Linked DNA regions of Homo sapiens: region 2 is linked to region 1. Evidence: chromatin loops called from intact Hi-C (ENCODE). Cell type or tissue: K562. All regions are shown on one strand. Links, peaks and the distances in the headings refer to the core of each region. The heading gives the core; the rest is flanking DNA. Region 1 overlaps CMYA5 (cardiomyopathy associated 5). Region 2 overlaps CMYA5 (cardiomyopathy associated 5).

Region 1 (2,922 bases), core at 182-2,681:
CCCACATATCTTGGACTTTATCAGATTAGGATGAAGAATTTTGGAACTGAATCCACTTTGGTTGTCTTAATAGAAAAATTTTCTGAGCAAAAAGCAAAGCCTATTCTTATTTTTCCGTCTATGATCTGGCTGAAGGGTCAGTCTAGGGATGGCTTTCTGACAAGTCACAGAAGGCGGCACTGATGACTGCAGACACCTTAACTGAACAATCCTTCAGTACTTATCACTGTTCCCTCCAAGCTACTGTCTTTCCAGATTCACTGGGCATTGTCAATCCCTGGTAAATGAACTGTCAACAACCAACAAAAATCTTACCTGATCTAACAAGTTCAATATTCCAACTAAACTTGCTTCTTGTAGAAGTCTGGAAGGCTTGCCCTTTACTCAGGCACTCATTTATTCATTTATTTATTCGCACCATTCACTTATCCGATCAACAAATATTCTCAACCTTAAAAAATCCTGAGATGATTCTGGATAATAACAAGAAAGTTTAGACAAAGCAGCAATCAGCAGCACAAGAGCTGGAACCAGGAACTAAAGGAATACCTAACCACATATTGTGCCTGGAATATCTTTCTGCCCAACTGCAGTGTCACTCTACAGGAATCTTTCTAAATCTCATTTTAGGAAGAATGTCTTTGGATATTCCTCTATTAATATCCTTAGTGTAATGCTTATGATATTACATTGAAATTAACCGCTTCCACTCACCAGACTGAGCTCCTTGAGGGAAAACAACTGTGTCATCCAATCCTCTTTGTGTCCCTGGTATCCAGCACAGGGCCTGGCATATAGAATTTATTACCAATGCAGCAGTTCTCTAGATTCCAATGAAGCTAACAGATTTCTAGGTATTATCAGACCTGCATTGTTCAGTATGATAGCCACTAGCTACATGTGGCTATGAAGCACTCGAAATGTGGTTAGGCAGGATGAATTGAGGTGTGCTGTAAGTATTTAAAAAACATCAGAGACTTAGTACAAAATAATGTAAGATATCTCTAATAAGTTTTACACTGATTACATGTTGAAATGGTAATACTTTGGATATTGGGTTAAGTGATTACTAAAATTCATGTCACTTGTTTCTTTCTGCTTTTTAAAATGTGGCTATTAGAAAATTTAAAATTAAATATGTGGCTCACCTTATATTTCTATAGGATAATGCTGGGCTAAATCAAAGGTTATTTTCATGTACAGCCACAACTGGTCTCTTGTACTTGATTCTCTTAAGTCATGTTGGTAGGAAGGGGAATTTGGTTTAATGACTAAAAAAAATTAGGTTTTCATTAAGCCTGTTTTCAGAATATCCAGGGACTATGGACTTTTTTGTGTGTAAAATTTTATCAGTATGTCCTACACTTTTTAGTAAGTTTGCCTTTCTAAAGAAAAAATAGTAATAATTCCAACTCTTGCTGAGTTTAACTCTTCGTTGAGTCAAAGTCTTACCAAGGACATAAAATATCCATGCAGCCAACACTTAAATAGCTCTTCAGTTTCTGGCTACAAGTGACTCTGTTATCTTCTATCCTCCCTCAGCCTCTGGCATCCTGAGCAGTCAACCCCTCCCATTCTGAGCTCTTTCCACTGACCTCAGAAGAAGGCTGGCTCAAATAACACACTTGTCAAAACACCTAGGTAAGCACATCTGTGGGAGACACCATATAAATAGATATATGGAAACAGAGTGCTCTGTACTGATAATGAAAACCATTTACAAATTCCTTGCACCTTCCAAAAGGTTTATTCCTGCAAGGACTAGTTAAATGTGAATGTCACTAATAATTTTAATTCTGTCAGCTTAGACAGACCTGTTTTATAGAAGCACTGGCAAAGCTGCAATTGAAGGTGATTTTTAAGTTTTGGGTACTGCTGTGGCAAAAATCCTCTGTGCTTAAATAGAGAAATGAAAATTGACCAACAGAGAATGACCGAAAATAAAAATGCTGAAAAGTTTCTAAGTGATCTGTGGGAAAGGCTGAAAGAGTTGGCTTTCACTGGTCTACAGCAAGAGAAATACAAAAGTAACAGTCCTATTTACTTCTGTCTCCTCTCCATACAGGAAACCATGAGTTTGGCACATGGTAAGTGTTAAATAAATATTAGTCAAATGAAAATACAAATGTATAGGTGCTTATTATTTAAAGGAATATTGCAATCACTGTGCTTTCCTTGTTTTTTGTTTGTTTGTTTTTATCCTGACTGGTATAGTAGACACAACATAGCTTCCAATTTTACTCAGAATAAAATTCATAGTCCTTACCATGGGCTACAAAGCCCTACATGATCTGCAACCCAACTATCTCTTAGCTTTGACTCTGACCACTCGCCCCATTACCTTACTCTGTTCCAGCATCCTGACCAACTTGCGTTCCTCAAATAAGACACATATCCCTCCCTCAGTGCCCTTGCAGCTGGTCATCCCTTTGCCTAGAAACTCATTCCTTCAGTATCTGCTCAAATGTCACCTCATCAGAGAGGCTTTCTTCACTACCTCATCCAAATATACCCCACCCATTTATCCTGCTATATTTGTCTTCATAATTTCTTACCACTTGACATACTATATGTTTTATTTGTCTCCCCAAACTGGAGTGAGTTTTAGCAGGGCAGAGACCTTATTCATTTTGTTCACAGCTGTATTCCTTGTGCCTAGGAAGTCTCTGGCACATTGTAGGAGTTCAATAAATATCTGCCAAATGAATACATTAATGAACATTAAATTGGAGTCCAGACACCTGGGGTCTACTCCTAATTCTGTTCCAAAAAATTCTGTGGCTGACCGGGCACGGTGGCTCATGCCTATAATCCCAGGATTTTGGGAGGCTGGAGGCAGATGGATTGCTTGGGCCAAGGAGTTCAAGACCAGCCTGGGCAACACGGCAAAACCCTGTCTCTTATAAAAATACAAAAAAGTAG
Region 2 (2,922 bases), core at 118-2,617, 80 kb before region 1:
AGGATTGAGAAGATTTTCCTTCTTAAAAAGTTGGTAAATAAAAATTTTTGAACAGAACTATTTTTCTTTTGATAAATGATGATATTATGAGACTCGATGGTAAGCGTCTCACTCTTAGTTCATAATAGTGTGGAAAATAACATGGGGGCTGAATGGCCAGGCTGGTCTTGAACTCCTTGGCCTCAAGTGATTCTCCCACCTCAGACTCCCCAAGTGCTGAGATTACAGGTGTGAACTAACATCACTCTTAGTTCACAACACTGTAGAAAAGTAACATGGGGGCTGAATCCTGACAACCATGGGGCTTAGGCTTTCCTATAATTAAACATTCTTGCAAAATCAGCATAAGCCAAAGGTCCCAGCAGAAAGATTCTAGATTTTTGTTTTCTCTATAGTTACCCTCCAAAGGCTGAATGGTATCATTTATATTCCAGGCAGAGAATCCCAGGAGCTTAGTAACATTCATTCCTCTGGATTCTCTAGGCCCTCCTTTACCCCTCCACAGTCACACAGGCAAACAATTCCTTGAGATCCTCATAAAACTGCCTGCCCAGAATGGTGGCTTCACATTATGCTTTCAGATCCTGTTTAAAATAATGGTTATACAGAGAACGTTTTTGCAGCTTTTGTAAAACTGCTCTTAAAGGCAATCACTATTATCTTGTTCAATAGCCCTTATATAAAGATCTACATGAAAAATTCATCTTAGAGCTGAATGTCAAGAAATATAATTGTCTCTCTTAGTGAAATGTGCTTCCTTTTAAAAAAAGAGATGAGTTATGTAATCTCTTTTTTTCCTCTTGCTGTCTCCCCCTCTCTCCTGTTTTCTCTTTAGCTGCCAGTAAGTTCAGATTTAAATTTTGTGTTCCATTGAGGTTCAGTTCTTCATTTTCAGTCTCTTCAGTCCTGCATTATTTGGCTCTTGTTCTCACAGGATTGTTTTACTGGTTCTACTATGTCTGGGTCTTTCATTGTGGACAACCTGAATACTTTTGGAAATTGACAGGCCTAAGTTAGAAGTGAAGGAACTGATTGGGTTTCCATTGACTGAGGTTTTACTGTACAACTAGGAGGTGTTGTACGTGATCAAAGTCAAATAAGGTCATTTGGGAAGAAAGATTTCATTTAGGAATAGCCAAACGCGAAGACACTGGGGGATGCGATGGGGAATCATCTTCTCATAACTCCCTCTCCCAAAGGCTCCCTACAGAGGGATATGACAACTGGATCAGGAAAACAATTTCACATACAGATTGGTGACTAGCTTTTAATTACTCAATAAGAACTTTGGCCCAATCGTGTCAGTGACCCTCCTGTCACCCTGTGAAGAAGCAAGGAGCAGGAATGACTGCCTCCTTTAGCCACAGGGTGCAAGGAAGCTCCAATCTCTTGCTGTTGACCACTGGTCAGTCATCACCTATCCATCTGAAGGCTGAGGAAGAAAGATTTAAAGAAAAGAAAAATGCTGGGATTCCTCACTCTGCACTAAGTTCATTAGGAAACTTACCCTTATTTGTCCTTATTCTACAGACAGAGCAGTGGGTGTCCCCAGCTGAAAACACCCACCTATGACAGGCAATTCTGTTCCTGCTCCACCAGGTGGGGCCCCAAAAGCTGGAAGAAGGAGGAATATGAGCTCACAGGCCCAGCACCCTGAGCCCAACTCCCTGGAAATGCTTGCCCTGGAGGATGGCCCCGGGAGTGTCTCCCCAGCCCATAGCCTCAGCCAGAGCCAGGGAGCAGGAGACTCACTCCCAGCTACTTTCTGGCGTATTGACTCTCACAGATTTGTCATTCAATACACGGCTTCTCTCGCTGCAGCCCACACAGCTAATCCCTGTACTATATTTCTCTCAGTTTTCCCTCCTCCACCCACACTTCTTCTGACTTCTCTCCACACAGGAGAGACAGAACAGCTGAGGAAACAGCAGAACGGTGGAAAATTTTTGAAAGTGTTTTGAGCCCACCCAACCTGAGGAGAGCATTCAAAGAAAAACAGGAAGAAGGTGAGTAGGAGCTCCCTCAGCCCCCGCGCACAAGCCGGGGATTGTCACTCCCGCCTACCCCAAACCCAACAGGGGCCGACTGCTGGGACCGAGCCTCCTCGGTGCCCACACGCAAAAATATGCAAATGTTTTCTGTGAGGATTATGGAATGGAGGCAGTTGCTCAGCTATTTCAGACACTGCGTCATGTAACTTGGGGGCACAGTAGGCTCATTCCATTCAAACGCCCACCATAAAAGTTCAACTAGCACCTTTGGTCTTAAATTGGAATCGCCAGAGGCCATTATACCTGGGGAAGGACTGCAGGTCTGAAGATGGATGTGTTTCTATTCTGGCAAGCAAAATTAGATTCTCCAATCTAGAGGACAACCAATGCCCTCTCTCCATGTGTGCGTGTGATTTAATATTACTCATCTTTTTTTGCCTTTTTGTTTTTCATTTCCTTTCAACTTGTCTTCCTACACCATACCAGAGCTTTGAAGCCTGCTTGTTTTATCGGGGATTGGGGGTGGAAAAGAAATGTGAACTCATTTAGCTCTTGCTCCCTATCTTGTTTGCTGGAGATCCAGCCAGTTAGATGGCTTGAAGTGGGCAAGGACAAAAAGAGATTGGTTAATCCCCTTCATTCATTCATTCATTCATTCATTCACTCATTCGTGAAACAGACATTTATTGAGTATCTACACAGATAAGTTCCCCGTTCATACCCCATTTATGGTCCAGGCTCAGTTAAACTAAACCACAACAAATGGAAGTAATCTTTGATCCCCCTAATTTCCCTCAGGGACCTCTGGATCAATTTTTGGAGCTAGTTTAGTACTATAGAGTTTTTGCATGAAATCCAGAACCTATGTAAGGGTTATATAACCAATGGATAAATAAGCTTGTAAAGTCCTTCCCTATGAGTTACCCATGGG

What was found. A loop is a pair of places that touch in the nucleus more often than their neighbours do. Peaks named below come from ENCODE experiments on the same cell type or tissue, not always from the same donor. Only the 100,000 strongest peaks of a DNase experiment are listed, where the experiment ranks them.
Region 2: a loop joins it to region 1, with 2.8 times the contacts of the local background. A loop is called at or near these places in 5 of 110 quality-filtered maps.

The regions. Positions count from the first base shown.
Region 1 is chr5:79,693,504-79,696,425 of GRCh38, reverse strand. The region is part of intron 1 of CMYA5 (cardiomyopathy associated 5); the gene reads right to left. Among named protein-coding and RNA genes, the nearest start is that of CMYA5, 5.1 kb to the right of the region's middle. In K562, for the core only: no CTCF peak of the experiment used is centred there; a DNase peak (open chromatin) is centred at 1,565.
Region 2 is chr5:79,773,429-79,776,350 of GRCh38, reverse strand. All of the region lies in intron 9 of CMYA5 (cardiomyopathy associated 5), which reads right to left. Among named protein-coding and RNA genes, the nearest start is that of CMYA5, 85 kb to the right of the region's middle. In K562, for the core only: a CTCF peak has its summit at 1,606 (motif pointing right); a DNase peak (open chromatin) is centred at 1,630.